2 separate regions of the Homo sapiens genome follow, and region 1 is linked to region 2. The links are chromatin loops, found by intact Hi-C in ENCODE. Cell type or tissue: IMR-90. All regions are shown on one strand. Each heading gives the region's core, and the rest is flanking DNA. Links, peaks and the distances in the headings are about the cores only. Region 1 holds the start of LOC105371986 (a long non-coding RNA gene). Region 2 has its middle 19 kb from the start of APCDD1.

The links. Peaks named below come from ENCODE experiments on the same cell type or tissue, not always from the same donor. Only the 100,000 strongest peaks of a DNase experiment are listed, where the experiment ranks them.
Region 1: a loop joins it to region 2, with 7 times the contacts of the local background. A loop is called at or near these places in 2 of 110 quality-filtered maps.

The regions. Positions count from the first base shown.
Region 1 is chr18:10,362,297-10,378,986 of GRCh38, reverse strand. It overlaps LOC105371986 (a long non-coding RNA gene), which reads left to right and starts at 5,593. Exons shown (of 3, transcript XR_001753347.1): 1 at 5,593-6,760; 2 at 7,533-7,641. RefSeq lists enhancers at 9,433-9,933, 9,934-10,434. In IMR-90, for the core only: no CTCF peak of the experiment used is centred there; no DNase peak of the experiment used is centred there.
Region 2 is chr18:10,427,136-10,443,825 of GRCh38, reverse strand. No RefSeq gene overlaps it. Among named protein-coding and RNA genes, the nearest start is that of APCDD1, 19 kb to the left of the region's middle. In IMR-90, for the core only: no CTCF peak of the experiment used is centred there; no DNase peak of the experiment used is centred there; H3K27me3 peaks cover 1,520 bases.

The DNA of each region.
Region 1 (16,690 bases), core at 4,931-12,930, 65 kb after region 2:
GGAAGTTATGAAAATGCATCTGATCTGCTGGATATGATGAGTCAGTAGGTTGGGGAGAGCTGTGTCTTCTGAAGTTTTATGTACTTTAGTCACTGCTCCTCCTTTTCTGCAGAGGTGAAGTCTATAACCCCAGCTGGCATTCTGCTAAGGCAGGGTTTCTCAGGCAGGAGTGGGAACAAGCCTGAAAATCTCCATCTCCCCAGAGGGGCAGAGTAGAAGTTTGGAAAAGGCTTCCAGATGACTTTGATATGCACATATCCCTTTTCTAGAATTGAGAACCACGGCCTCAAGGACCTCTCTGCGCTTTGGGGAAACAGACCTGATTTGGTCCTCCTGGGTTCCTGAAAAGAAGTCCTCTTTACAGCCCCAGGTAAACCCACTTATGCTCATTCCTCCACTTTCTCAAAATCTTAAAAAAAAAAAAAAAAAAGAAAGAAAAAGTTATCTATATACTTTTATAGCTGATTCTGGACTCTGATGTCCACACGCGAACTGTTTGTTAGGAATGCACGTCCCATATGGAGCCCAGCACCCCGGCTGTCTATGTTCCCACTCAGCAGGGACTGCTGTGTCCCCTCCTGGGATGCCCTGCCAATCTATCCTTTGATGTTTTCAGGGGACCCAAATGATGTCCAGATCCAAGTCCAGAAGGGATTACAGTCAGAGATCATTTTGAAGTTTAATGTCTTGGAACATTTTTTATTTCAAATTTGTTATTTTAAGTACACATTGTGATTTAATGACTCTTTCTGGGACTTCAGTTTGTGGTTGAGGTCTGAGAGCTGAAGAATGCATGTTTAATTTTTTTCATCCTATAACCAGTGTTTCATCTTAGACTAAAGAGATGCACATTTTAGGAATCCCACAGAATCACTGAAAAAAACATTGATGTTTATACAAATGCTTGCATGTTTGAGTGAATTTAACTAAAGGAAACAATCAGATCTGGTTCCAAAGACTTTGTGGGACCCTACTAAATCCTTAATTTCTCCCTTACTTCTGACTTCACAGGACTTTACGTGGATGTACAGTGCTGGGCTTTATTTGTGGGCACTAGGGTCTCCTCCGTTGACACTGGTCTTTGTGGCTTCAGCTTGTAGCACAGGGGACATTTTCTCATTGGAGGGAGGCTGAGCTCTGGCTGAGTTTTGACGAGCAGGTGGAATTTTCATCCTCGCTTTGGAAGTGGTGAAGAGAACTGGCTGAAGCTGGATGGATAAGGAGACAGAGAGTATGATGACAGAACTTTGAGAGTCCAAAACCATACCCTTCCCCAGGAAGAAAGGGCAGAGGGCAGATCGCCTGTTCAGATTCCACAAAGTGTCTACTCAGGCAAGGCTACAGTTTCACTTGAAGAAATGTCTCTGAACACCAGAAAGGTAAAGAAGTATTGGCCACACAGGACAGAATTGTCTAAAAGCCTCTCTTTTCTTGGCTGTGCTCAGTTTCTGGAGAGCAAGCCCACATATTATTCATCTCTGGATCAACAGTATAGAGCATGCCAACCACTACATGCACAATAAAAGTACATTAAATTTTAATGAACAAAAAAGTGAATGATTGAATGCTTAGGGCGGGTTAGAGAACACACAAGGGTAGTTCCCGCGGACTTCTCAGTCACACCAGCAAAGTATGTATATATAAAACAATATGCACATGAATTCCCAGTCACATGTGCAGAATTCCTAGAACCAATGATTTCTAGTCCCACTACTGGGCATGAATATACAAAAAAGTGGCAATATTCCCCACATGGATGTAGAACATGTACAGAAAGTGAGACGTTACTGATAAATAAACACATTTCAGCTGGAACCTTGATTCCCAAAGCCACAGAAAGAGACTGTTTTTAAAAGAATTGGTGAATTGAATGTCTGGAGATTTTTCCAAGTTCAGTGAATTCTACGACAATTGGAGGACAAATGTATTTTTTGGCACAATGCGACTGTGGGAATAGGTGGGGGAGAGGGTCACTCCCAGGCCCAGCAGCTGGCAGGGGAGCGCGAGCCATTTTAATGATAGTGGAGTGGAGAGCTGTCAGGGTTTCCAAGGGATTTTAATAGTCGTGCGGTCAGAGTTCCCTGAGTAAATAGCTTCCATTTCCACTCCTGCTGCCAGCTGGCCAAGTCGGGGACCACCTAAGTCGTATGCCCCCAAAGGAAATGGAAAGGCAGGTTCTCCAATCCGACAGTTCTCCACCCCCAGCTACTGCTTCTCCGCTGCCTGAAATCCCACCAAGAGAGGGATGTGCCTTTAGTCAAGATTTGTTCCTGGTTAAAATTTAAATATTACTTAGAGGAATAATACTTCAAACCTCTGTCACTCCTTTCAAGCCTATTCTTACTTATGAATGGGCTTTAGAAACTGTTTTGAAAACAGGTATCGAGTGAGAGAAGAAAGGCTCTGGGGTGAAGGGGCCCCAAGACTGTTTGTGGCCCTGGTCTCGCCCCCAGCCATGGCCCTTCCCATGTGTCTATGCAGTGTCCCATTAAGAGATGAAGGGTGTTTTCCAGCTCCTTGATGCTGAGCTTGGCATTGTGACTTGCCTGGGCCAGTGGGACAGGTGATATGCAAGCACAGCCTTGACAGGCACTTAGGGGACCAGGCCCGATGGCTCTCACACCTTTGCAACTGTCACAAGCACACTCCTGCACCAGCCTGCCAGAGACCAAAAGACACCCGCCCCAAGCCGAGGGGCAGAGGCTGTCCTAGGGCAGCCAAAAGCTAGCCAAGCCCTGCAAAGGGAGTGAATCCACCAGATGAGTTGAATCCCTTAGGCTCATGAGCTAAGTAAGTGTATATTTTTGTGTACCACTGAGCTTTGGGGGTTGTCTTTGTACAACATTACTGTGGTAATAAATAGATGATATACTGGAGGAAAAAAGGGCCTAAGATGGATAAGCCTGAATGCCATCATGACAAAGTGTGCCTCCCTCACAATTACAAATACATGATGCTGCCTCCACATTTGGGCTGTGGGAAAATAGCAGAATATGTGAGCATGAGAGCAACGCTGTAGTTGGCCTGTTCTTGACACCAGGGGAGACTGGTGTGTCCTCCCCCAAATACAGACATATATCTCTGTTCTTTGTGTCTGCTGTTGAGGTGCCTGAGAGGGCCAGAAGGAAGGGATCAAGACTCATGTCATGGTCAGGGTATACCAGTGATTGTCACATGGGTTGCCTTTATGATCTCAGTCAGTAGGCCTGGGAGTTAGGAGTCTCTTTCTCTGTTCTACAGATGAGAAGACTGAGACCTACAGAGATGAAGTAACTTAACTGTGTAAATCAGGGGTTGGCAAACCTCTTCTGTTAAGGAGCAGAGAGCAGGCATCTTAAGCCTATGGTAGTCTCTGCCACAGCAACACAGCTCTGCCATTGTGGCATGAAAGGAACTGTAGACCACACCCCAATGAATGAGCTTCCCCTGGTAGAAATCATTTATGAACATTAATGTTGAATTTCACATACTTCTCACATATGACAAAGTAATATTCTTTTGATTTTTTTCCCATCATTTAAAAAAGTACAAGCCATTCTTAGCTCACATGCTATACACAAAAAGGCAGCAGGCCAAAGCTTGCCAACCCCTGAGGTAGACATCAGGGCTTAGATTCAAACCTATAAAATTTTGCAACTGACTAGGAGGCCAAAAAAATCTTTGTAGAGTTTGGACGTCTCTTAGATTCCGTTGCCTTCATTACTGCTGCCTAATACCCTTCTGTATAAAACATCAAGTAAATACCCACCTCTCCTCTTTTGTAGAATGGTATTTGATGCAGCATCCTAAAGTGCTGACACTTTATTTGCAGTTCTCTGGGAATTAACTGGATTCACTCAGCACGGGTATGAGCGTGCATGTGTGAGTGTGTGCTGAGACAGACTTCAGTGAACTCACGGCACGCCATGAAAGATTGCCTATGTGAGGTAGGTATACAGTGCTATTATTGTCTCCACATTGCAGATGAGGAAATGGTGGCTTGAAGGAGTTAAGCAGCTTGTTCAAACTGACTCCATAAGGGGAGCCGAAATCCAGACGCCTGCTCTCCCAGCTCCAGCACCAGCACGGTCAGCACCACCCCTTCCTGCTCTCAGCAATCCTGAGAAGACAATTAGCTGTCCCGTGAAGCCCTTGCCTGCCACCAGCGCCATCTGAATCATGCTTTGCCTGAGGCTGTCCCATCCGAACAAAACAGGAACATAAATATTCATGACAGGATAAAAGGAGCAGGCCAGGCTGTTTAAAATCATGCGTGCAGAGCACACTTTGCAAAGGCAATTCAGCTCGCGAGCCTCTGTGCCACGCTGATGAAGTTCTGATGCTTGGCGGACCTATGGCATTCCGTGGTCATCTGATTTCCAAGAGGGAAGCTGATCCCTCGCCATTGTTCCACGTGCTGTCATGTCCCGAAGCTGGAGTTTCACCCAGAGACAGGCCAACAGACACTTCTGACCATAGACAATGCATCTGCAGCCTTCTCTTCAGAACAAAACCACCAGCTTCCCTGACCTAGGTTATCCAAAGGGCTCTTTCTCCACTTTGAAAGAGTCTATGTCTCCTCCAGGCATCTCACCGCCTGCCGTCAAGGCGCCAGCGCCAGCGCCAGAGTCAAGGCACTCTGGTGCAACCAGCCTCCCTGGTGCTCTTTGCTTCCCGTTCACAAAGCATAAAACACACATGGAACAGCCCATTCTGTGGGCTCTTCCTTCTCGTACGTAACACAGGTGCATTGAACATCCACATGTGTTATAAAGCAGGATTCAGAAACCTGAGTCTCTGTTGCCACAAGCCTCCACTTCTCAGCCTTGTAAATGTGGATGAGATGTTTCCATTGCTGAGAGTCAGTTTCCCTCTCCATAAAATGAGCGGTTATAGTCATATCTGTGAGAGCATTTTAAAAACTCTAAAGGCCCCTACATGTAGGTAAGCAAAAATTATATTAAATCCACAAAGGGTCAGTAGCTCCAATTGCAGCAGCACTCACCAGTCAAGGAGGCTGTAAGCAAACCAAATCAGATTGGGGTAAAGTCCCAGAACCCCTGGGCCAGCCTTCCAGGTCCCTGGAGGAGGCAGCAAGACAGAGGAGTAGGGTCGCTGCTAGGTACCCCATGTTGCAGGCTCTCCTGTAGCATGCATTGCATCCCTTCTGCAGATGATTTCAATGCTGGTGCACACAATGTTTTTAAAACTGCAACCACTACCTCTTTGTGACCAGATTCTACAGCATAGCTGACTCTTTCTGACTGAAAACACAAAGTTGAAGGAGTTATAAAATCTAGGCCGGGCGCGGTGGCTCATGCCTGTAATCCCAGCATTTTAGGAGGCCGAGGTGGGTGGATCACCTGAGGTCAGGAGTTTGAATCTAGCCTGGGCAACACGGCGAAACCCTCTCTCTACTAAAAATACAAAAATTAGCGGGTTGTGATGGCAGGCACCTGTAATCCCAGCTACTAGGGAGACTGAGGCAGGAGAATTGCTTGAAACCAGGAGGCAGAGGTTGCAGTGAGCCGAGATTGCGCCACTGCACTCCAGCCTGGGTGGCAGAACGAGACACTATCTAAAAAAAAAAAAAAAAAAAGAAGAAGTCTGATATGCAATGAACACGTGATGTTTAAGAGGACATGCATGTTTGCTCCTTGTCTACCAAGAGTATTCGGTTAGTCATTACACATGTATGATTTTAATGATTTTATCTCAAGAAATGAAGCAGTAATGAAAAGGACATTTATCTTTTCTTTAGAGTCTTCTTTCCTCTCCAGGCTCTGGAAGCCCCACAGTCAACCTGCGTAGTCTACCTGTGCTACACACCCTCTGCAACCCAGCACTGCCATATCAAAAATAAACATTCCGGCTTCCACAAAACGGCTTTGCCCTGCTGAGCGGACCTGATGGGGCATTTTCAACATGCTTATCAAGGTATCAAGATTGGACGGCTGGGACGAGGCCAGATAATGACAGAACTTTCCCTCAGAAAATGTCTTAAATGTCATGGAGCGGTTATTGAAGGCCGTGATGGGTTGGATTAATATGGACTTGTTTGCACTTGGAAGGATTACTGAGGCAGTGTGTAAATGATGGGTTTACGGGAATGAAAACATCAGAAAGATCTGTTAGGAAGCTACTTAAATAACCCAGCACAGGAGAGATGACAGTTTAAACCAAGAGAAGTCGGCTGGAGATGGAAGAGTAGATTTGATGGCTACTTAGGGAAAAGCAATTGATGGGACCTGCAGCTTGGTTAGATGTTGAGGGGAAAGAAGAGAGAAACCTCTGAGGCTTCTGCATTAGGTAAATGGGGGAAGGCGGTGAGGTTATCCATAAGAGGGAAAATGCATGGAAAGCCAGTTTATGGAGCAGGAGGACGTGTTCCGTTTTGACATGCTTGACTCGAAGTGTTTTGGAGACACCCAAGAAGGGGACCCAGTGAGCGTTAGGGGAGGGTCTGTCATGCCCAGAAGAGAGTTATTAGCTCTCAGGTGGCAGCAGAAGCCAGGGGGTTGAACCAAATCACACAGAAAGATTGGATGCTGTGAGAAAATAAGGCCACAGATGAAGTCATAATGAATCCCAACATTTTATGACATGGACCCAGGAACAGAAGACCGCAAAGTGGGCTGGGATCTGTGAGCCCAGAAAAGCAACGTTCCACCAAAGTCAAGGGAGGCTGGAATGTCAAATTGGAGGTGTCTAGGAGTGTCAAATATTGCAGAAGGTGTTAAAAAGGACCGAAAAGTGTCTGCTGAGATTTGCTATCCAGAAGGTAATTAAAACTTGATGACAGTACTTCCAGTTGAGAATTAATTGCCTCCAAGTGTTATTCACAAAGATTCTGTGAGGCTGGATGGGCGGTGGCCATTCGTAAGGCTCATCTTTTAAAGAAGTTTAACATTGAAATTCTACATATCTCTGTTTCATAGAAATATGTATATATGTATAAAATCTCTAGTAACATCTTCGTTTTCTAGCCAAGTTATGTTTCAGTTCAATATTATTAAGATGTTATTTGTTTTTTACTTCCCTCCAAATTGAAGTGTGGTTAAAATTGGTGTGACGCATGTCAAGCTAGTGCCGATCACGTTTAGGAATTAGGCTCAGCTCTAAATGAGTAATGCTAATGTTTGTTGAAATCTTGAAGCCCTGACTTTCTGTTCAGAAGAAGAGCAGTGAACTCCATCTCCTCTTTAACTGTTTGGGCCACTGCTAGGGCCCTGCAGCCAGCAATCCCACAGTCTCTCCTGCTGGATTAAGTGGCGATGCCTGACACGGCCTGGTATTTGGGGTGGGGAGGTAGGAAATAATAAGGAGTGATTTCATTTGTTTCTACAAATTACAGCTGGTGTGCTGAGTCCTTCCTTGGGGCCTTGTGTCAAGGGCTCGGGACCCTGCTGGGGCAGGGGAGGCAGCTCCTGCTCAATTGCTATCAGTGATGAGTGTGACATGTGCAATGTACAAGTCCCCTAAATGTTTACATGCCATGATGAGGCATTTAAATAGGTAAAAAATTAAAATCTATACTTTTTCTGTCTTTAAAGCACAGCTCAAAATGGCCTCTGCAGAATAAATGGAATGAGCTAGGTGTGGAACTCCAGGCACAGCGGTCAATTAAGGGCTGTTCATTAACATTTCAAGCACTGCAGATAGGTGGGTCTTAGCAGCTGGAGTTAAGTAGTGTGTTCTGATAGATATTCCTATTGTGAATTCTTCATTGGTTACTATAATCTTTACGGAAGCCTAAACCACTTCTCAAATAACTTCACCTTACATTGTTCCAAAAAGAAAGAAAAGCTATCTATTCGAAGCTAGTTTAAAGAACAATTATTTGCCTGTGACCTGCCCTGGGAGTGTGCCTCTATGCTCAGCTCACGTGCATTTGCAGACACATGCCCACAGGCTGCCAGGATCTGAAATCCACAAATGGGTCCTTAAGTCATAACTGACGACAAATGTGTAACCAGATTAAAATCTCGCGACATTTCTTAAACTGCTTTTACTGTAGCTCTGGAAACGTTGGTTTCAAAAATCAGTCGTGTCACTGTCACTCTTGGAATTCGAGAGCCCAGAGTCTAAAAGCCAGAAAGGTTGTTCAGAGCTTGGTCTCTGGCCTCTAGAGCTTTCCCAACATGGGATGGGCACACGCCTCAGGCACAGATGACTTCACTCCCCAAAGACTGAACCAGAGAACTCCAAGGTTCAACTGATCATCTGCCTTATTTTATCCATTAGTCTACTTTCATTTGTTAGAAGAGACACAGTTTCTTTTTATCTCTGTCTTCTCCTGACTAATTCTATTAGATCAGCCCTCAAATACATCATGTGATTTGTACAGGGATATCATTTTTATTCTTTTTTTTTTCGGTCCCCTTTCACGTACCTCTAATCATTTTTATCCTTGAATGGCATAAGTCAAACTTTTGAATTTTCTAATAGAATGCCTTTTTTTAAATTAAAACTTGCCTTTTGACTTCCTATTTACTTATTTATTTTTATTGTTAGATAAAGCAGATAAAATGTATTGACAATTTAAAATTTTGAAAAACACAGTGCAGAAGTTTGGCCTCATGGACATATATTAAACCTGGGCTTTATTTCACATTTTTCAGCACATATGGAACAATTGAAATGATTTGATCTCTAGAAAAATGTTAAGAAATGTTAAATATTTTAATCATAAAGACTAACTTTGGCATTAATCATATTTTTAAATAGTATATTAGGTGACTTTAGATATTAAGAAATTTAAACTGAGCAATATTTCTAAATGAATATTTAGAGTTTTTTAGACTCAAAGTCAGTGACTTTCAGTAATTTAAAAACAAAAGTGAACATGATAAATAATAGCAACTCACACAGCGCTCTCTGGACTTTACCACCCACTTTGATGTAAACTGAGTAAAGCTTGTTAGAATCATGCTCAGAAAAGTTGGAAGCTTTGAGATTTTAAAAGTTTGAGAAAAAACTGAAAGTGGGTTTTCTCTTCAGTATTAATGCAAACATTTTCTGAGGCAGTTGTGTTTTTGACTGGAGTTGTAAGGACTTTACGGCAGGATGCAAACTTTAGGGGCTCCCAGGGCTGTTGGAGGGGGCAGTCTGCACCCTCCCTTCCCACAGGGTTCAGCTCCCATCCCAGCCTCTGGGGTCTCAAGAGCTATGGGCACAGAATCTTTTTCCCTCTCTGGGGATCATGTGGGGTGTGGGTGCTAACAGACTCCTCTGTGGGTTAGGAGTGGAGGTTTGTGGCATGAGCCAGCAGTCTCCCCAGTGCTCACTCGGATCGAAAGGGGTGTCAGACCTGGAAGCCAGGCCACTTTTATGTGATGGTCCTCTGAGGCCTGGAATGAGCTCACCGAAGCCCTGGACCTGCAAGAGCAGCTTTGGTTCAAAAACCATTTGGCAGAGGCTTCAGGAAAGACAATCACACAATGCACTAAGCTGGAGGGACACAGGCTTGGGACATGAAGGCGAGAGGTGACAAAAATTATCCCTGAGCAGGCTGGGAGCCGACATCACAAAGGATTCTGTGAGGTTTCTGGAATAGCTTATGCCTTACTTCCCATCAAATTTGGATTAGCTGTGGTAAAGGAGGAAAGAGAACAAATAAAGGAAATCCAGAGATAATCCCCAAACCTCCATTTGAGCTAATAGTTTAAATTCCTCCTATGCCAAGCCAAGCTTTCTGTGTTTACCAGAGTTGATAATGAGAGGCAGAGTAAACCAGCCTCTCTTTAACCCCCTTCCTGCAGAGCTCCTGCTCAGCCTGTGACTGTAATAGCTGGGGACATCCTGAGTATGGATAAGTCTGTCCCAGTCCCACTTGGGAGCTGGGCGATGTAAGGGATGTGGGAAGAGGACCCACCCCAATGGGCACCACCAGCCACTGGGGGATGCTGAGGGAGACCGCTCCAGGCCAGCAGTGGCGGTCCAGGCAATGCATGGGGCAGGTGGAGCGTGCCCAGCCAGCCAGGGAGGGCAGACTCTGCAGAGGCTGCCTAGGGACATTGCTGAGCAAAGGCGACCAAGGCCCAGCCTAGACACAGCTGGAGGAGGGGGATGTGTGCAGAGAACAAGGGGGAAGAGCTGAGAAACTGAGACACTGGGGAGACATGCAGTGATGAGGCAGGGGTCTCCCTCTCCCCCTCTTTCCCTCCCGCTTTTTCTCTTCCTCCTCCCTGCTAGCTCTTTCTTTCTCTCTCCTCCGTCTCTCCCTTTCCCGCTCTTCCTCTCCCTCTTCCTCAGTCTCCCTCTCCTTCTTCCTCTCTCCATCTCTCCTTTCTTCTCCCCCTCTCTCTACCTCCCTCTATCCTTCTCTGTCTCCCTTTCTCCCTCCCTCTCTCCCTCTCCCTTCCTCCCTCTCTCTCTCCTTCTCTCTCTCCCTTCCTCCCTCTCTCTGCTCTCCCTCCCTTCTCCCTCCCTCTCCCTTCCTCCCTCTCCCTCTCCTCTCTCTCTCCCTCTCCTCTCTCTCTCCCTCTCTCTCTCCTGGTTTCCTCTCCATTTCTCTCACCCTCCCTCTCTCTCTCCCTCCCTCCTTATGTCCCTCCCCTGGCCCTCACTCTCACTGCCTGTTTCCCACTCCCTTTCTCCTCTGGACACCCACTATCTTAAAACCACAGGCTTGGTCATGGCAAAACTGGCCCCTCACTGGAAGTGGACTCAGGTGTCACTTCAGTTTCTATGGTCCTGAAACCCTAGCCCCAAGCTGATATGCAGTAGCTCAGAAAAGTTGGAAGTCTTCCCATGCAGACACAAAGGCTCTCAGAGCCACCTCTGAGATGTCCTCTCCTTGGTGAGCCCCTTGTGAGATGGCTTCATGGACTTTTACTGACCTTCTCAAATCATTTTTTCTGAGTGGAAACAACCGCTCAGGGTCTAGATCTGGGCTGTAATTCAGCAGTATAGCTAAGGAAATTGCTGACCTTGGACAAGTCATGTGGCTGCCTCCTCTGTAAAACAGGAATAAAGTTAGCCCATCTCACCCAGCTCACACGTTGACTCCAGCCTGAGCAATGCATCCTTCCGGTCTAAGAAACACACCAGAGAACTGCTCCCAGGGACTCTCCCTCTCTTCCTCCCTCCCTCCCTTCTTTCCCTCCTTCCTTCCTTCCTTCCCTTTCCTTTTTCCCCTCTCTTTCTTCCCTTTTTCCTTGCTTTTCTCTTTTCCTTTTCATTCCTTATGGTTCTCTTTTCCTTTTCATTCCTCATGGAAGTATCTCTGGCCATATGAACACTGAAGCTTCCAGCATCCCCCACCCCATTGATATTCTGATGCTTTTTAATTCTTTTCCATTTGGTAATAATTTTATAAATGTGCTCTGGGAAAAAAAAATTAAAGATTAAATGATGTAAATACAATGAAACTGTACAGAAAATTCAGACACTTAGAATGCACCTATAAACTGGCAAATTATTATTCAGGAACTGGAATCTTCTGGGGGCACATGAGGTTAAAAGGACAGATTGGGCCTCAAATTTCACATAGTTTCAACAGGACTAACTTTCATACAAATTCCTTCTAGAAAGGGGAAGTCCTAGGCAGTCCTGGAAGGACATTTCTAACCACCTTGAGTTCTCTTCTTTTTGGTATCTGAAATGCTCAAAAGGAGCCCCAGTGGGCTTCTTACCAGCTGCCAATAATTTCAGGCTCTTAAATCAGTATTCTCTGTCTTTCTGCTGAAAAAATAACAACCTCGCCTATGAGTGAGGGGCTAAGCCCATAAAGAAGTCCTAGTTCAAAGGCACAACTCACCCTACTGTGTTATCCTGAGGACAGAAAATGGTCTCAGCCCTTCCCAAATCTTCTAGAGGCCCTCACCCTCTTCCGCTCCTCCACCTGCTCACCCATCAGTCCAACAGCCTTTAGACAATTGGCTTTCCTTCTCCCCTTGGGAGAGGGGTGGAGGAGGAAGAAGATAGCGCTACCCACCCACAAAGCTTTCAGAAGGATGAGCTCCTGGCTGCAGAAAGCAAGGGGCTTCTCCACTGGGCAGCACGTCTCTTGTCTCACGAGTGCAATGGCACCTCCCCTAGTTGGTGTCCTCAACCTCATTACCTGCTCTCTGAGCCCTGGGCTCACACGCACTTACACAAAGGGTCACAGGCCCGAAATCAGAGCACTGAGCTTCTTCCTAAGGGAGCAGGCAAATGTTGCCAGCAGACATCAGAGCATCAGGGCTTACTGAATGAGCACTACTGTCACTAAAACGTAGATGGAGGTGTCCCATCAAACATATCTCCACGGAGGAGTCCTTGGAGGCAGCTCTCCACCAGGAGAGCTCAAGCAGCTGTTTGGTAAAAACTAACAGGATGTGACATCTCTTGTCTTCTCTTTCCTTTTTTGTTTTAGGGCATCAGGTGCAGCATATCCACAGAATTAAAATGAAATTTTCTTCTTATCATTATTATTATTCAAGATTTTTTGAAGAAACACGGTGATGACCCCAGCCCTGAGGATCTCACTAATATTTTATTGTTCTTACATGTCACCAGGAGACTCACGCAAGCAATCTCACAAAAAGCAATTCATAACAATGGAAACTGCCCCCAGTCACTGAGAAAGGATCTCTTGGGTTTTAAAAGATCTTTTCAATCTTTGAAGTATTCCCTTGGCCTGGCTAGTTTGGTGTCCCTTGAAGGACTTTTTATAAAACATGAGACTTCCTCCACATTAGGCATTTGAAATCCAATCTTTTTTTTTAAAGTTGCAAAATACATATTTTTTGCAGACCATCTGTTATTTAGTAATGTGCAAATTACCAATAAATAATTCCAGATTCTTTTTTTGCAAGCATAGCTATAAACAAACTGATCCACATGCAGAAATGGAAGTCATTTTCTCTTTGAAAATTCATTAACTTCTGCACGATTGGAAGAGCTCGGGAGAGAAGCTTCCCGGCAGATGTCCATGAGTGTTATTACTGTACACAAACAATAACATGAGGCCAAACACTGACATTCTTTGCAAATCTTCCTCTTGTTTAGCATTCACTTCAGTGGTCTCATCATACGGGGTTTATACGTGTGACTATAAAACCCTTTAAGATGGATTTATGTGTAATAATCTCATTTGTTCTTTTATCTGGCTAAACCATTGGAAAACTATGATTCTTCTCCCATGAAACAATAGAGAATCACAAATAAAAATTGCATTTAATTTTTTTATTCCCAAGAAGTTATTTGGAAACCAAATTTCCTAAGTAGTTCACCAAACGAGCCACTGCCATTTCATAGGCAGGGGCATTTAGATTTGTGTCCTTGCCGGGATGGTTTAAGGGAGTAGAAGGAAAGTAGTATTTACAAAATCTGCACAAAATGCTACCCCCAAAATTGCAGTTAAAAGCCACTGACGAGCTACCAAAAGCAAACAGAAACTATAGGAAAGTTGACCTTTGAAAGATGAGAATTAAACTGAGTAAATGTCTTAGTTTCCTATTGCAGCCTAACAAAGTATTGCAAATGTAATGGCTGAAAAACTATGAATTTATTATTGCATAGTATCTGTAAATCAGGAGTCTGGATATGTGTTAGCTGGGTCCTCTCTTCAGGGTCACACCAGATTGAAATCAAAGTGACAGTCAGGGCTGCCATTTCATCTGAGGCTTGGGTCTCCTTCCAGCTCCCTGGCTATTGGCAGAATTCACATGCTTGCAGCTGTAGAACTAAAGCCGTCAAGTCTTATAGGCTGCTCATGAAGCCCTGGCAGATGGCACTCCTCATATGTGGAGGCTGCTTCTTCAAGGACAGTGGGAGTGTTCCTGCTGCTTCTAATCTCTCTGACTTCTGTTCATGTGATTAGATCACACCCACCCAAGATAATCTCCCCTTTGACTAACTCAATGTCAACTGATTAGGACCCTTAATTACATTTGCAAAATTCCCTCACTGTTCCCACATAATCAACCTAATTGCACAAGTGAAGTGCTGTCATAATCAAAAGTCTCACCACACTCAAAGGAAAGAGATTAGTCAGCACATGTGTGCTGGTGGCAGGAATCTTAAGGACCATCTTAGAACTTTGTCTACCACAGTGAGATTTAAGGGTTCATGCATTTTGCCTGGTGGCACTTTCTAATTTGCACTGCAGGTACAGAAAGTCTTATAAGTTTAAGGAGCCAGGAGCCACAGTTCAAGTCTGACAAGGTAACTAGACAATTAGAAGGAAAATCCCAAAAGAAAGGAAACTTCAGGAGGGAGTGAGTCCATCAGTCTGCATGTAAACTCTTCCCAGATAATAAACTCTCTTAACCATTGGACCATGCATATGCATGTGAGACTTTAAAAGGCCAGGCAAGTAAAGCAGCTGGAGGCTGAAATAATTGAGAGATTTCAGCTGCTGGATATCACAGGAGAGACCATTTGACAACCTGCTACAAGACTTGACATGTTTCAGGGGAACATAATTAAACCCAGAGTCTCTACATATATTTACAATATTCAGTATACAATTAAAAACTTCATAGAAATACAAAGAAAACAAAAAATTGTGACCTATACTCAAGAAAAAAGTCAATAAATACCAGCTCCGGGATGACCTAGATATGAAATGAGTAAGCAGAGACTTTAAACTGCTCTTATAAACTTTCAAGAACTTAAAAGGAATATTGAAGTTCCACTGTCTATGTGTTTACATTTGTCTGCTATCTCTTTGCATATCCCTTTATTTTAAATCCTTCTTTGTTATTTAAAATAGAGGAAAACTTGAAGAGAGATTTTGACTAGAATATATATATATATCTCACAGCAAAATTGACTGGAATATATATATATATATATATATATATATATATATAGAGAGAGAGAGAGAGAGAGAGAGAGAGAGAGAGAGAGAGAGAGAGACAGAGAGAGAAATCTTGATGTTAGGGAGAATAAAGAGGAAAGAAAGGAAGTAAACAAAGATGACTGATATGGTTTGGATCTGTGTCCCTACCCAAATCTCATCTCAAATTGTAATTTCCACGTGTCGAGGGAGAGGCCTGGTGGGCGGTGACTGTATCATGGGGTGGCTCCCCCCATGCTGTTCTCATGATAGTGAGTGAATTCTCATGAGAGCTGATGGCATTAAAGTATGACACTTCTTCATTCAGTCTCTCTCTCTCTCCTGCTGCTATGTAAGATGTGCCTTGCTTCCCCTTTACCTTCTGCCATGATTGTAAGTTTCCTGAAGCCTCCCCAGCCATGCGGAACTGTTAGTCAATTAAACCTCTTTTGTTTATAAATTATCCAGTCTCACGTAGTATTTTTATAGCAGTTTGAGAACAGACTAATACAACAACCAAATTTCTCATGTGGGAATGAGTGAGGAGTTGAGAGAGGTGAGTGGGAATGTGAAAAGATTATAAAGCTCATGAACACCAGAAAAGGGAAAATAGCCATTAACCATAGAGAAAGGGGGCAGAAAAACGAAACTGGATCATATGAACAAACATAAGAAAAAGTAACAAAATAGAAGAAATAATACTAAATTTTGCTTTAAGTTTCTAATTTTTAGCATTTAGTTGGGTTTTGTTGTTTTTATACAATCTGGAGATATCAGGTTTTCAACAGAATTTAGTCTTTTTATGTTTATTGTAATACTAATTTTTAAAATTAATTTTCTATCTTTTAGGGCAACATCTTTTAATAATTTTAATTTTAATTTAATGGGGACTATTTAATTTAATTGGGACCTTAATAGATAGGGACTATTAATTCCTTCAGTGTCAATCAAACACTCAAGGAATTAATAGTCCCCATCTATTAAAAGATGTTATAAAGCCAAAATTCGGCACTTGTTGAATTTTAATCTGTTTAAGATTGGACAGAGTTTTGATCACCATTTCAAGTAATTTAATGAACTTGAAAGTTTTTACCCACTTGAAGTTTTTTTTTCTCTCTTTCATTTTTCTAGAAATATATTCATTTCATCTAGGTTTTCAGATTTATTGGGGCATAGCCATTATATCAGTTTGTTCTCGCATTGCTGTAAAGAACTACCAGAGACTGGGTAATTTATTTTAAAAAGAGGTTTAATTGACTCACAGTCCTGCAGGCTGTACAGAAAGCCTGGCTGGGGAGGCCTCAGGAAACTTACAATCATGGCAGAAGGCAAAGGGGAAGCAGGAAATTCTTACATGGCAGGAGAAGGAGGAAGAGAACAAGGGGGAAGGTGCTACATATTTTTAAACAACCAGATCTCACGAGATCTTACTCACTACCATGAGAACAGCAAGGGATGTCTGTGCCCATGATCCAATCACCTCCCACCAGGCCCTCCTCCAACACTGGAAATTACAATTTGACGTAAGATTTGGGCAGGGACACAAATCCAAACCATATCAGCCATCTATAATATCCTTTCATAATTTTTTTTAAAGTTTATTGTATCTAAGATTATTTTCCCATAGTCGTTCTGAATTTGGTTTCTTTGCATCTTCTCTCTTCTACTTGATTACTTTTGCCAGCAATCTCACTCAGTAGCTTTTTAAAGATTCAACTTTTGGTTTTGTTATTTTTCTCTAGGAGATTTTGTTCTAAATTTTAAAATTACTGAGCCAAACATTTACTCCCACAGCTAACACTTTTCAGGCCCCAGGGAAATACTTGTCCATATCTCTTACCCTATGCCCTGGCATAAAAGGCAAGTATTTCAAAATGCCGTGAAGGTGTGTGGCTCATGCTGCTGCTGACTTTAGAAAATGACATTGTGTTGTTGTGCTTGGAT
Region 2 (16,690 bases), core at 4,624-12,623:
CCGGAGGATTGCTAGAGGTTTGCCAATCTTGCAGATGAAAGCAAAGATATGTTCTTACCAGACTTCCCATGCAATTTTTTGCACTTTCTATTCCATTTAGATACAAAACTCTTTGAAGTTAAAATAAATAGAAACAAAAAGACAAAAACAAACAAAAAACCTAAAAACATTTCTCTGGACTGCAGTAAGCCTCATGACTCTTTAAAAGACATGGGAAATGCAAAGAGAAGTTTCTTTTAGTCCTACTGAGAGGTGTACTGTCCATGTTTATTTGAAATTTCCCCTTTGTTTATTTTCTTCTTTAGAAGTAGAACAACTTTTTCTAGCACTATGAAGATGTGGTGTCTTCGACCCATTAAGTTAATTTCATTTCAAGTGGAGATACAAGTTCTTATGAAGTTTTTACAAAACTTCTGTTACAAAAGCAGAAATGGGATGGTTTAGCTTTCATTTTCTTTTTGGGGTGCAATTTAATTTAAAGTTCATAAAATATGCATAATGACTAAAATACAGCCTGAATTTACACACACAAAAAAATGGTATTAAAGGACATTGTATATTATTACCCAAATGAAGCCATCTTTAGGCAGCTGTTAAACAATCAAGCTTTGTGTGTGTGTGCACGTGTGTGTGGTGCCCACTTCATACATTTACAAAATACACATGGTAATATGAATAAACTGAATAAGTTAGAGAAAAACAAAGCAGAATTGGACAAAGTTAATACTGCCAGCCAGTTTACAATCTTCTTTGAGCATTTTAACATGAACATTCATACAAAAAAGACAATATTAAAACCATAAAGTCCAGAACCCACTCCTTTTACATAAAGTGGAGACGTGTCACTAGATTAGACAACATGGCTTTGTAACACTAAAACAAACCGTCTGTTCAAAAAGACCCATGCACAAGGAGGCATTATTGGGCCTTGTATCTGCATTGAATGAGCATTCAGAGCACTGATTTTCTATTGTCCCAACTCCATGATGGCCTCCCCCAGCCTCAACACAGATGACAAAAGAGATTTTTAACGATGTAGCACCACGGTAGTTAGGACCCACAGGGCCAAGGCAGAGAGGCAGCTGATCAGAGGCACAGGGAGGATTCTGATAGTGTTTCATGGTCTGGCAACGTAAAACCACTAGACTGTGTTATCAGTGATAGGGTGTTTGTCCTCTAAGGCAGGACATTGCAGCAGGCTCCCAGGAGAGAGTGCCACAGACTGCCTAATGGTGGAAGAGCACTTTCTATTCTGTTCCTTAAGGCTAAGTACTCAACAGTTTTTTAGGCAAACATTTTTTCAGTCGCATTGAAGGTCACAGCTGCATTTGACATGACTTGAATTGGCTGTTTGAGGTGTGTCTCAAACTTGTGCTATTGGCAGCAGAGGTCTGAATGTCTAGGTTGAAACCTGTTCCCCATTTTAAAATCAGTTCATGCTGGATCAAAGGTGAGACCCCTGTCAGGGTTAGCAACGAGTTGCTGATCTGTGTGGTAATAAATAGCTCTGAGTCTGGGAGGAATGGCTGGTGAGGCTGGAGTGCTGTAGCATGTAGAAGTGCGGACGTTGGTGTCTGATGCGCTGCAACGAGGTTTTCACTGTATCGGTGTGACTCTGATGCATCGCTGGATCTCTCTCTCTCTCTCTGTTGTTTTTTTTTTTTTTTTTGAGACAGACTTTCCCTCTGTCTCCCAGGCTGGAGTGCAGCGGTGCGATCTCGGGTGATTACAACCTCCACCTCCTGGGTTCAAGAGCAGGAGGTTTAGCCTCCTGAGCAGCTGGGATTACAGGTGCGTGCCACCACGCCTGGCTAGTTTTCATATTTTTAGTGGAGATGGGGTTTCACCATGTTGGCCAGTCAGGTCTCGAACTCCTAACCTCAAGGGATCTGCCCACCTCAGCCTCCCAAAGTGCTGAAATTACAAGCATGAGCCACCACACCCAGCACTATCACTGGATCTCTTGAACACCCACTTTCTCCTTTGTAAAGTGGTGGCAGCAGCAGAGCTGATCTCTGATGGCTGCTGTGAAGATTCGATGAGATGACCATGGAAAGTTCAATAGTGGTGACGGGTGAGCAGCCCAGAGAGAAGCTGAGCAGGTGAGCTCCTCCCGGTGCTGGCCTTTGCCTGGGACCATGTCCACAGCCAATTATGAGAGCAGACTGCAGTACTCCAGACAGCCCTGGATCCACTTATCAGATTGCACAAGCTAGGAGGGCCTTCAGTTGTAGAGCAGCAGAAGCTAAGTTTGGTTAATTTAATCACAAAGCATAGAGCTGGCCTTGTAAAGACATAGTCACTGCACCATCAGACCGGACAGTGCAGATTGCCTCACAGACACCACTGACATTGGGCTCTGGAAATAGCCACTAGAACTATGGCCCTGTCCCCTCTGAAATGGTGGCTGGCTGCCCCTGCTGCCCCCACCCATAGCAGAAAGGATTCCTAGAGAACCCGTCTTATCACCACAAGCTTATGATCCAAACTTAGGGTGGATGGGCTGTTTGGCAATACCTAGATCTCATACCTGAACCCCCTACCTGTGAGGGGGCAGGCATTTTTAGCTTTTCTGTGGGAGGTGGGCTCCTCCACTAATCACGTCCATGGAGTTCCCTAGTTGGGAGGCCAGAAAAAATGAAAAATGTCTACTACAAGACCCTGACAGATGTCCCTAGGGTTTCCTGTAATTGTCTACTTACTGTCTGCACACTCAGCTTGTAATAATGAACTGATTCCCTAGAGGCCAATGATAGACTGATGTTTGGAGTATTTGACAAGGCAGAAAATTTTCTCTCATATCCTGGATTATGTTCATTGCTTTTATGCCCAAAGTGAAGGGAGTACCATTTCCTCACAGCCTCAGAAGTGGGAAGTGAGCTCGCATGTTTAAAGACCTTCTACATACCTGACAGTTGAGACAGACTGTGGATGGCGGAAAGAGGACTGGACAGAGTCAGGAGACCTGGTGCAACCCGGGCTATCACTTACTAGCTTTGTGAAATTACTAGCTTTGTGGGGTCATTACAGCAGATCTCTGGATGCCAGTCGCTGTATCTGAAAAATGAGCATCATCATCATAACTATCTAAGGGAACTGTAAGAATAAATTACATGACGTTTACGACAGTCCCTGGGACATAGTCGGCATTCAGTGCCCTCAGATGGTTTGGTCTTTGAGCTTTGATTACCTCCTGAGATGATGGTTAGAATCATGCCTGTGTTGTCGGAGGGTCCTTAAGATTCCTCTCCCCATGGCCTCTTCTTGTACTTCTTAGCACGCTTGAAGAAAAATCCCTTACGGGAGCCTCATGCTCTGGGTTTGGGCTTCCTGTCTCCAACAGAATCCAAGTTTTCTTTGATCATGAGAAAAGCTGTGTCCTGAACCAGGAAAGAGGTCAAGGATAGGAGGAAAAGACAGAGAAGGCATAGAGTCCAGGTATGGGGACACGAACCGAGAGGCAATGGGGCTTAGGCAGGGGCTGGGTCTGTGTGACCACCTCACAAGACACAGAAATGAGAGTTCCTTTCTTACTAACTGCATTAGGCATAGGAGGACTCCCTTTGTGTTCCTGGGGGCTTTCTGCCTTGGGGCCCCTTGAAGTTACTCAGGCTTTCTGCATGGCTGCCCCATGGGGCTGCCTGATTCTGCACTGGAGCTCCTGAGTGGATTCCGGCCCCTGCGACTGTGTCAAGAGGAAGCCAGGTTTGAGGACTGGCTGATCCTGGGCTCTGCAGGCCCACGTGTTTTCCTTTGACTCAACCCACTTGAAATTCCCTCCATCTTCTCTAAAGCTCAGAAGGAGGAAACTGGCAGGCCTCCTTATAGAAGGTATCTAGGAGATGAAGCCAGGGAAAACAAATTGGGAATAGAAAGTAACGTGTTGAGACGTGAAGATGGAGGACGACGCTGGACGTTGAGATGAGAGGTCAGACAGGAGAGCTGACTCAAATCTCCGACACCTGGGACTGTGGTCCTGAGAAGTCGGGGATGCCTGGGTTGCCGGGAGGTGAGCTCAGCGTGTCATATTCATTGTCACAGGCTCAGGCCTGGGCTATTGGAGTCCCAACCCTGTGTACTGAGAGAGGTTGAAGAAACTCCCCATGCCCCTCCCTGTGCTCAGAGAGCTTTTACTCCTAGGTAAGCCCTGCCAGCAAAGTTCATGGAACATCATCAAAGCTTTCCCTAACCCCTAGTAGGTAGAGGTTTTCTAGGGAGAACATAGACTTAGCTAGAGCTTTTTAGGGTATTACTGGCACGTGTTGATGTTACATCATTCAATGCAGCTATAGCTTTGCCTCTTCCCAGGCAGAAAGTAGGTTGGAGACTGGAGGATAGAAACACAGGGCATGACTGGGAAAGCCAGGGAGGAGGTTTCCAAAGTGGTGTGTGTGTGCCTCCTGCCTTAGTTGGGACAGGAAGGAAATAGTAGTACTTTGCCTTATTGTTATTCTTATGTTAAAAATAAGAAATACTGAAGATTCCCTAATTTTTAATTCATAGGCTGGCCCATGATCCTCAGTTGGTCTGTATGTCAGGAAGTCTTGAATCACACATCAAATGCCGTGTGCCCATGGGGACCCCCACACAGAAGGAGGCACCTTTTCTCCCTGTTCCCTTCCAGTCCATGACAGGTGGCATGTCATCTGCCTAGGGTGTCAGCCACTGGATCTTTCACTAATATTCACTAATAATCTTTTTTTTTTTTTTTTTTTTTTTTTTTTTTTTTTTTTTTTTTTTTTAACATGGAGTCTCCTTCTGTTGGCCAAGCTGGAGGGCAATGGTGTGATCTCGGCTCACTGCAACTTCTGCCTCTCAGGTTCAAGCAATTCTCCTGCCTCAGCCTCCCACAGGCATACACCACCATGCCCAGCTAATTTTTGTATTTTTAGTAGAGATGGGGTTTCGCCATGTTGGCCTGGCTTGTCTTGATCTCCCGACCTCAAGTGATCTACCTGCCTTAGCCTCCAAAAGTGCTGGGATTATAGGCATGAGCTACCATGCCTGGCCTCACTAAGAATTTTAAATGGAAATACTTACAATATTTTGTAATGAGATTCTGAGTTAACATGAAAATCTTTTCTACCACACTGAAGTTTACTGCTATTTTATGGTAAAGTTCTTAGAAAAGTTGTCTAATATACAAATAAGTAGTGCATTATTTCTTATTAATAAAAGGCAACATGTTTTAGAAATTCTGACCTTTTCTATAACAAAAATTCATTCCATGTCAGTGGAGAGCTACCTAGCAGGGTTTTTGTTGGGTGGTCGGTGGGAAGCTATCTCCTAGAGAAGCAAGCCTCAAAAATAAATAATAGTAAAAGTGACTTAAAAGTGACTTAAAAAAGAAGGAAGGAGGGAAGGGGGGGGAGGAAGGAAGGAAGGAAGGGTTTCAAAAGAAACACTTGCTGTAGAAAAAGATGAAAATAGATGTTTGTGATTATTTCAATCATTATATGATTTTGTTACTAAAATAATACAAAAACCTTCATATCTCTACTCTTCCAAACTCTTCCAAACTCTTTTCAAACAGTTGGAAAGAAAATTCTCTCAAATGTCCAATTTAATGTCCAAAAATTAAAGTGCAAAACTTTCTGATTAGTTTGCAAAGAAACAGAACACTGCAAAATCTTGATTGAGGTAAGGAAATGAAAACTTTTTATGTAAATTTCTAAAACACTGATGAAATTGGTGGATGGGATTGAAAAATAAGTGGTGTGATTTAGGATGCCCAGCCAATAGAGTTTCTTCCATTTGTAGCTATGTAATGTGAGTCTTGCCATCTTCAGCCACCAGAGCCACTACAGCAAAGAATCAGATAAATGAGCTGAGAGCCAGATATTTAAATCACTTTATCACAAAGTGCTAAGGCAAGATTTTCAAAAAAGCATAGTCAACCATGAAGGAACAAGATTTATGTATCATTGATAACCTTTAAAATATTGCTTGGTTTACCTTCATCTCATCATTTTAAAAATCTTAGTCTTCCTATATGTCTCCTTAAGGAAATAGCAGTGTGACACTTTTTTTTTCTTTAATCAATAGGACTAATGTGGTAAAAAAAAAATAGTGATAATAGACCTCGGCTCTAAATGTTTTATAAATTTGGAGAAATTTGATTTCTTTCCTTCAGGTGAGGCAAATGGAAGATGATCTCTTCTCCACTGAACTTTCTTCTAAAGTTAGAAGGCGCTTTAATTGCACTATATAAAATTTAAAGCTAAATTTAAAACTTCAAGGAGATTACTGAAATTTGCTAATTTCATGTCTCAAATAAGAAGTGAAGGACAAAGAGTATTAACCTGAGAAAGTGTGTATAATTTTAAATGTTTAACTATTTATAAACATATTGACTATGAGATTTTTAACATTATATTAATAAGCAAGGGTCAAAAATAGCTGATAGCAGTACATGAAAAATCATACAGAAATTGTTGACCACTTGACTATAGTAACCTGTTTAATTTAATTGCATTTGTCTTAAAAGGCTATTTCCAGCCTCTAATTTTGATACATTTTGAATAATTGGTTTACTAAATAATACCAGTTTTTTTTTAAAGGGCTCATATAAATGATATGCTGTAAAGTGGAATTTTGGTGAATGTTTATGCCACATTAACTTTAAATAAAAAACCTTTGATTTTAAGTTTAGGAATACATGTGCAGATTTGTTATATAGGTAAATTGCATGTCTTGTGGGTTTGGTGTACAGATTATTTCAACACCCACATAATACGCATAGTTCCCAGCAGGTAGTTTTTTGATCCTCTCCACCCTCCACTCTTAAGTAGGCCTCACTGTCTGCTGTTCCCCGCTTTGTGTCCTTGTGTACTCAATGTTTAGTTCCCACTTATTAGTGAGAACATGCAGTGTTTGGTTTTCTTTTCCTGCATTAGTCTGTTCAGGATAGTGTATGCCATGTTAACTTCATTGCAAAGATTTGCATATTCTGTATGTTCACTGAAATCTGGTTATTTTAACTGAGTTCTTTATGATTAATATTTAATTGATTTTAATTGCATACTCCTGTGGAGATAATAATACAGCAGCATTTGAATTTTCAGTTTGTTTACCTGCCTACTTTTGATTCACCAATATATTGTCACTTCCATCTAGTTTCTCGTTAATCACCACTCCAACATCTATCTACGCCTTTCACTTTATGGCTCCATGAATATATAATCCTAAAATATTTGGTCTGTTCAACTCTTGGGCACAAACTTAAGTTAAAAAGGCAATATAATAAAATATGCTATCTGTTAGGAATTCACAATAGTTACTGAACAAGTGCAAAAAGATTTAATTTGTAGAGCATCTAATGGACCCAATCATTATTTCAGTAATGAACAAATAAATTAATGAATAAATTAAAATGCTCAGCTGTTCCATCATAAAGATACAACATTTCCTGGATTAACTATATTGTAGTTAATTGCATGATTGCACGTGGGCTTATTTTGTGTCCATTCAGCAAAAATGGGACAGCTAAGCTACTCGATTGAATGAATTCCAGTCAAAAACCCAAACTTTGTTGTTAATGGCTTTAAGACAACTTTAAAAGTGAATCTTCCAAGTTATAACCTTACAAACCATTTACCTAGTTTTGAACCTGTTTTCTGAGTCCTTCGGCAAGCCAAGGCCCTGGCATAGGATTTGCTTCCTACTGAATATTGGGAAGTCTTACCCTAACTGCTTCCAGGTGTCCTTTCCGGACCCATCTAGCCCTTCCAGAACATTAGCACTTGTTTGGGGGAGAAAAAATCCTTTTGAATCAGGATCTGTTTTTCAAATGTTCAGCGCATGAAGATTGGCCATTTGATGTGGTCAAAATCACATTTCTTCTTATGTATTTGATGAATGTTAATTAGTTGTTTTAGGTTTTCTCCTAATGATTTACTTTTAAAAATCATGCCAATTGTATGCTCTTTCAAGACAATACCATATAAAACATACATCTGAAATGTCACATGTGGTTTGCTGAAAACAATCATGTTTCCTCATTGCAAGGTTTTTTTTCCTTTTCTTTTTCATTAGATTCACTGACTTTCAACATGTCAAGTAAAAATTCTGGAAACAAAACCAGTTAAATTATATTCACATGAACAATAACAAGCTGGCCCAGAAGGCAGAACGGTTTGTTTGACCACAACATATAAATATCAACATCAATATAAAATCAATATAAACATACACACATATGCATACATATGTGTATGCCTAGATCTACATCTTCAGACACCAAATGGCCACCATAAACTTTGAAGATTAAGCCTATTTTAAAAACACAAAGGAAAGAAAAACCTATAAAGGAGAAGAAAGCTTTGAAATATGACTGTAAACCATGTGAAATGCATTTAGGATTTTCAAAGTGAATCGAAGCCTTTCAATTTCAACAGAAGTAAATTGCTGTCATTATTAATAGCAGACATGTGGTAGTGTTTTTAATTGAGATCAAAAGTGAGGGTTCTTCCTAGTACAAAGACAGTGCAAACTCAGACTGTGAAATGCTCAGGAGTGATTGGGAGAAGTCAGAGGCTTTGTTTTGTTTTTTATTTTTTAAAGTGCCTGAAAGTTCAGTGTACAGCCTTAGAGTTCAAGGGATAAGATAGTTTGAAAAGTGGTGGCAATCCTTAGAGCAGGAGAAAAGCTGTCTATTGTTCCAGTATTAAATGACAGTATCCAAGATCTGTGACTTTTATTGAGAATTAGGGCAATATTTACCCATACAGATACTTCAAGGAAGCATATAAGCACCTGCTCCTCTTCATTTTCTGACAATCCTCTCACTAGGATTACATATTTCTCTCCGACATGGTTTGACTTAGGAGACTAAATATAACTTAAGAAGCATGTTCTCTTAATAAAAGAGCTAATAAAACTGCCAAGGATATATAAACATAGACTGATATTACCTGGAAAGCAACAGAAAGTGGCAACACTGCAAAGAAATTGTAGTTGGGTTGGGGAGATAGACATGTTAGCAGATAATTGCAATTTAGTGGGATGGGTACAATAATAAAAATAGGAACCAGGCCCATGGTAATGTGTGGAGGGGACTAGGCAAGTCTGCTTTGGGAAGCAGGTCACTGCTCCCAAACTTCTCATACTTCAGCATGCCCCAGAACCCCCTGGAGGATTGCTGGGCCCCACTCTTACAGTTTGATTCAATAGATCTGGGGTGAGGCCCAAGAAAGTCCTAGAAAGTCCCCCAGGGGCTGCTGCTGTTGGTGGTTGGGAGCCTACCCTTGGAGAACCACTGTCCTAGAGGAGGAGATGCTGGGTGGGTTTTGCAGGAGGAATAAAAGGAGAGGACCATCCTAGGCATACTTTTGTAAATGCCAAGGGGGAAGCCCCAGGTAGGAAGACTTTGGGGAAGTCTTAGGGCTGTAGGGAAGGGCCCAGGTGAGGAGACCAATTTCCCTGGCTTGCCAGGGGCTGAGAGGTTCCCCAACGCAGGACAAAAACCAGGACAGTCCTGGGCAAACTTGGACAGTTGGCCACCTGGGAACAGCAAGAGGATGAGACCAGACAGGTGGGCATAATTCACACCCTGATTGTCCTGGGCCAGGTCAAGGGGCTTTAACTGGAAAGCCACTGGGAGTCATAAAAAGGGCGGTAAACATGGGAGAATCACAAGGTGTTTTTTTTTTTTGCTGTGGGTTGGGGGGGGTGGTGGCGGTGAGGAGACAGAGTCTTGCTCTGTCACCCAGGTTGGAGTGCAGTGGCGTGATCTCAGCTCACTGCAACCTCCGCCTCCTGGGTTCAAGCAATTCTCCTGCCTCAGCCTCCCAAGTAGCTGGGATTACAGGCACCCACCACCATGCTCAGCTAATTTTTTGTATTTTAATAGAGATGGGGTTTCACCCTGTTGCCCAGGCTGGTCTTGTACTCCTGAGCTCAGGCAATCTGCCAGCCTCAGCCTCCTGAAGTGCTGGGATTACAGGCATGAGCCACTGTGCCCCGCACAAGGTTTTTGTTTTTAAAAAATCACTTTGAAAGTCGTATGAATGACTGATTAGAAGAGGGTGAGACTCAGGCAGGGAGGAAGCTCCGGAGGTGACCTGGGTGGGAGACGCCATGACCTGAGGCAGGTGTTTGGGGGCAGCACATGGATGAGGAGGAAAAGAGGCAAACTATGCTGGAAGCCTGAGTGCACTGGACTTAGTGACCCATGGAAGAATGTAGGAGGACTCCAAGGCCTGTGGCCTGGGGCCAAGTGAATGGTGCTGACCGAACACGCATTTTACAGACAAACACTGAGACCCTGAGAGTTTGTGTGATTGGCCAAGGCCACAGCATCCGTGAGTGGAGGAGCTGTGTGTGATGCACATCCATGCTCAGAACATTCCTGCCACAGTACTCGCTCTCTTCCACCTGCTAATCATATCTCCATGGTGCTTTCTACATACACCTGTTAGGTAGGTTGGCACAGTGTTTGTCCAGTGGTCTTTACAAGTGGTGATGACAAGCTGTGCTCAGAGCATCTCTTTAGTCCTCGACTTCCTTTAATGGAAGCATCGTGCCTCTTTTTCAGAAGGAGACCACCACTTATTACATTTCACAGGTGGCTCTTTATTCCTAGTCTGACCCTGTGCATGCCTGGTTTTTCTCATCTTTGTTCCAAGTTTCACATTAGTGAAGCAGTATGCATACTTGGCTTTTGTAGTCTTCGGATGTACACTTGAGTGACTAATATTGGCTTTTAAATGAATTTCTATTGCTTGATATTAATCCCTTCTCCCTTTTTGGCCCACTGTGTCGTGGTGCTGCCAAACACAATCTTTGAGAACTCTGTGGACACAATGGGAGTGTTGCAAGGCTGCTTGAGGAGCACCTTCTACTACACATCGCACTAATTGGAAATAAATCTCGAGTTTCAGCGTGAGTCAGCCAGCTTCACAGGACTCAGCGCAATTTCCATTCTACTGCTGTGCAAACAGGGGCTGGGCAAACTGTTACCTTTCGGCTAGGGCAGACCAGTTTACAACTGAGAAGCAGGTGAGGGTCTTTGCTGGGTGTGCAGAGTGACCAGCATGGATAGATTTCCTCATCCTGATCCATGACAGCTGTAATTGGTACCCTGACTGAGTTAGGAAAAGCAATCCCAGGGTCAGCTGACGGCGAGAGGCCTGTGGCACAGGGAGGATGAGGATGGAAACAAGCCAAGATAGTAGGCAGAAGAAAAATTGGCCAAGAAACAGCAACCCAGAGAGCCAAAGACTGCATACAGCACAGAGGTCAGTCTGAGAACCAAAGTCAGTTAAGAGCCAAGGGAAGATAAGGTGGAAGAATAAAGGTTCAGATGGGCTCCTTTAAGAGAGTTTCCTGGGCAAGAGTTGTTTGCCAGCTTCGTCTTTGGCAGGACCCTGGCTCACATTATAGGCTCAACTCTCCAATTTTGGTGCCTGAAGGGTGCAATGACAACGTTAAATATCAGGCATGAGCCAAGTGGGCTAACTCCGATGGAGTCCCAGTTGTAGCCTGGGAGTAGCAGGCAATATCTGAGTCTTCACTGGGAGGGGGCAAAGCATAGCCTTGAAAAGTGTGTGTGAAGAGATGGGTGATGGGTGAGCCCCCAAAGTCAACCTGACATCTTCACACTTTCCTCCATATCCAGCTGGTCTTACCCCTGTTGAAACTGTAGGACACACCCTTTGTAATAAGCCAAGGCAAAGGTGTGGAAGAACTGATGCAAAAGGTATGTTCAGGTGGCAAGGGGCCAGCCTCCTATAGATCAAAAGTGAGGGTTCTACAGATCAGGGTGAGGGGATCTATCCATGCTGGTCACCCTGCACACCCAGCAAAGACCCTCACCTGCTTCTCAGTTGTAAACTGGTCTGCCCTAGCCGAAAGGTAACAGTTTGCCTTGCCCCTGTTTGCATTCTTTGCAGTCTTTCAGCCACTAACAGGTTGGAAGGGGATTTTTTTCAATGAGTTCACCTTGACGTGCTCATAGTTAATCATTTGAAGGAATGATCATTTTGGATGGACTGATAACCTTCTTGTGCCTTCAAATCACACAAAGTCAGGAAGTGGCTTCTCTGCCTTTCAGATTAGCTCTGTGTCTGTAGGAGAGCTGTTTAAACTGACTATTGGGGTGTACAGCTCTCTCCCTCCCCACCCAACTTTTCACTACCTGGGACCACGCTTATTTTCCTTTAATAATAACTACTTCATTATTTTTGAAGAAACAATTCATAATTATTATGAAAATTTAAGCAATGCAGAAAATCCAAAGAAGAAAGGAAAATACAGTCCTTGACCTCAGGTGATCTGCCCACCTCAGCCCCCCAAAGTGCTAGGATTACAGGCATGAGCCACTGTGCCCAGCCTAGATATCCTTCTATGGTTAACAAAAATGATTGGGAAAACAATAAGTGGTAGAAATCACTGGCTGTTTTACAACACGTTTCAGTATTAGATAGGCTAGATTCACTCCTATCGTGAACAGTGGGACATTTGAGTACTTCTATTCTTCCTGACACTTCTCTTATGCTTTATTATGATTTTTCCTAATAAGTTTCATAACACATTTATTTCATTTATAGCCACAGGTTGTTTAGCCTTAGCTCTACTTGTAAGTGACGCCCTACCATTTATTCTTTTACTGTGGCTGTTCCATTCTTTATTTCTTTATTTTGATTTATCACTTGGTTGGCTGGATTTCATTCTTAAAAGCTTGAAAGGAAAACTTGGCTGGATCTCAAATTCCTGGATCACTTTCCCTTAGAACCTTGTAAACTTTGCTGGCCTATCTTCTGGCATGAAATGTTAGTCCTCAGTTTCTCCATGTAGCCCCTGGTGAGCTTCATGTCATCAATACGTAGTTTTGCAGAAAGGACTCAAGGGTGCTATATTTCCTGAGTTCTTTCATGTTCAGGACCTTTGACCTTTTGTCTTTGTACTTGAATGACATCTTGGTTGGGTGTGACATGCTTAGATCAGAGTTTCTTTCCCTTATAACGTTGCTCCAATGTATTTTGGCTGTGACGATTGTTATGCACAAGTCTAAGGCCAGCCAACCAGGCCCCAGGAGTTTCTCTATTTGGACAACTGAAGAATTCTTGATGTTTCCCCTGAAGGTTAATGACAACCAGGATAAGTCTTTAGAGCCGTCAGTTTAAAATCTATTTTCTGGAAAATACACCTCTATGATCTGGAAGGCTGCTTCTTCCTTCATTTCAGAAAAATGTCTTTCCTGATATGTCTTTGTATACTTTTAGGTTTTCAGTTGCTGGCTTTTTTTTTTTTTTAAGGACACTAGCTTTATATCTATTAGGTTCTCTTTGTTATAAGGAATTAATCTTTTTCCTTTGTATTTACTCTGATTATTTTAAATTATTCTTTTATGTTAGTACTCGACTTTTTTGTGTGTGTGTGTGTGTGTGTGTGACAGAGTCTCACTCTGTTGCCCAGGCTGGAGTGCAGTGGCCTGATTTCAGTTCACTGTAACCTCTGCCTCCTGGGTTCAAACGATTCTTCTGTCAGCCTCCTGAGTAGCTAGGATTATAGGCATGCGCCACTGCACCTAGCTAATTTTTGTAGTTTTAGTAGAGATGGGTTTCACCATGTTGGCCAGGCTGGTCTCGAACTCCTGACCTCAAGTGATCCGCCCGCTTAGGCCTCCCAAAGTGCTGGGATTACAGGCATGAGCCACCACGCCCGGCCAATAATTGATTTCTAACCTTAACTATATATTTTGTTTCTTGCTGTTTCCAATCTATTTACTGGTTCTGTAATGGTATTATTTCAATGCTCAATTTATTTCCTCAGCTCTACAATTCACCTCAATCTGTGTTTTTCCCAGATACTATTTTGCCTCTTGTTTTATGGAGTTCTTGTTAACATTAGATCGGTGATTTTATGTGCAGAAAGGATTATTTATGGCTTATTTGGTTTAATTTAAGTTTACCTGATTAACTTGCAAATCTTTTTTTTTTTTTTTTTTTTTTTTTGAGACAGAGTCTCACTCTGTTGCCCAGGCTGGAGTGCAGTGGTGCAATCTTGGCTCACTGCAACCTCCGCCTCCTGGGTTCAAGCGATTCTCCGCCTCAGCCTCCTGAGTAGCTGGGACTACAGGTGCCCGCCACCCTGCCCGGGTAATTTTTTTTTTTTGTATTTTTTAGTAGAGACGGAGTTTCACCATGTTGGCCAGGCTGGTCTCGAACTCTTGACCTCAGGTGACCCACCCGCCTCAGCCACCCAAAGTGCTGGGATCCATCGCGCCCAGCCACAAATCTTAAAATCTAATTTTAAGAGTTCAGGTTTAACCCACAACTCTTACTGTTTTACAAATACGAATTTGATACAAATAATCTTGTGTTTGAATTATTTTGCCTCCATATTCATTTTTTCAAATTCTGTGTTCTTATACATTTCCACATCTAACAAAGAGGAGTAATTTTACCTTCTTAACTTGACAAAGGTTTCTTGGGCCAAAAATTCCAGGCATCAGTGCAGTTGCTTATCAACCAGGGATCTGAGCCAAGGATTCAGGAACCAGAGGCTACACTCTTGCAGAATTATTCCACCTGAGTAAAGATGTCAGGAGCAGTTGTGCAGATTGTGCCTTACACAATGATATCTGCAAGAGGGCATTGTGGGAGCTAAAATCCAGCCTGCACTTTTGCCAAGACACAACTGGAAAAAGGACACTCGTACGAACTGCTCTGCCCAGAGGGGTTGCTTTTATCTAACTGGTACAGCCAGAAAAGCATCTTTTTGTTCATCAGCATACTCTCCTATAGCTGTGCCTGTTTCTAATTTGTACATAAACGCCTTATAGTGGTCAAGTGCTAATGGTGACTCCAAGCCATGGATGAATGTGCTGAACCTGTCTGATAATCAGTGCTGGCTTTTAGGGCAGCAGAAAAGCCCCAACCCTCACTTTTAGGGAGATTTCATTTCACAGGCTAGTGCATCATATGCTCAGTGTTCGTGTTTCCAGTCCTGCTCTGCGGCAGGAGTTAATCCCGACTGGGAGAGATGGAATCCTGTGCCCTGCTCCTGCTGCTGCCAATTTATTTTGTGACATGATAGAGTCAATTACCTTCCTGACTGCCTTGTTGGACTTGGCATTATTTTACACTTCTCTTGATTAAATCTCAGCCTCACTATAGTCATTTATTAACATGTATTTTCAAAATTCTATAGTCCGAAACACTTAGGGATCATCTTCTTTTTCTCAAGTTGTATTCAAATTTCTTCCATGTCCTAAGTTATGTCTTCTTAATTGGGCTCTTTGTCGTCACATAATGCTTCTTGCTTCCTTTCTTTCTCTTTCTTCTCTTTTCTTTTTACTTCTTTCTTTTTTTTTATTCTCATAATTTTGTTGTTGCAGATTTGCATACCAGCCAAGAGAAGGGTTTCTTTTCCTTGATTAATAAAATGTATTTTCCTGGCCATGCACGGTGGCTCACGCCTGTAATCCCAGCACTTTGGGAGGCCAAGGCAGGTGGATCACTTGAGGCCAGGAGTTCGAGACCAGCCTGGCCAATGTAGTGAAACCCTGTCTCTACTAAAACTACAAAAAACAAACAAACAAAAAATTAGCCGGGCATGGTGGTGCACATCTATAATCCCAGCTACTTGGGAGGCTGAGGCAGGAGAATTGCTTGAATCTGAGAGGTGGAGGTTGCAATAAGCTGAGATCACACCACTGCACTCCAGCCTGGGAGACAGAGCGAGACTCCTTCTCAAAAATAAAAATTAAAAAAATGTATCTTGCATTTTTGAGCAGTTTTAAGTTTATTAAAAAAATTGAGCAGAAAGTACAGAGTTCTCATACAACCCCTCACAATCCACCCCTCCACCAACGTCTCCTATTTTTAACATCTTGCATTAGTATGCTACATTTGTTACATTGATGAACCAGTACTGACGCATTATTATTAACTAAATCCATCTTTTACACTAGGGTTCACTCTTGTGGTGTAGGTTCTGTGGGCTTGGAGAAATGTATGCCATGTGTCTGCCATTACAGTGTCATACAGAATAGTCTCTCTGCCGTAAAATGTTCTGTGCTTCACCTATTCATCAGAGGAAACTTTTTTCATCTAGTTTTGGTGGCTCAGTTAATTATAACGGATATTCACTGACAGCCTACTTGGAGCATGAATTGTAAGTAAGTCCTGACACCTGAGAATTAATAATGACCTCCAAATATCAGCCATTCTGCACTATGCTGTAGACAAGAGGTAGGCAGACCTGCATAGATGGAGGGATTGACCTTGGGATAAAAAGTATGGGTCATTGTCATGGTCTCCTGAAACTGTAAATACATTCTAAGATGCTGGCAAAACCAAGTTGACAGAAATGAAATTGGTCTATGATACATTTCCTGAGTAGGATTTTTAGTAAAATATGTTTAAAAATATTTAACTGAAAAAGAATGGTTCATGCAATTTACCTGCCCTTATTTATTGACATGATGGGAAGTTTGTTAAAAATCTACTAGAAATGTCATCATAAACGTCTGAGGGAGGAAGAAAATCCACCATTTTTCATGATTCTAATAACACTGTTCTTAAGACCTAAGAATTGAAGATAGAATTTTGACATCATCACTGGTAATGTTCCACAAAAACAGATGGGAAGTGCCAAAAGTTTGGAAAGGTGAAAATATGACCTCACCTTCCAAAACAGGGGAGAGAAGTTGATGGCAAAACTCTACAGCAGATTACTAATGAGT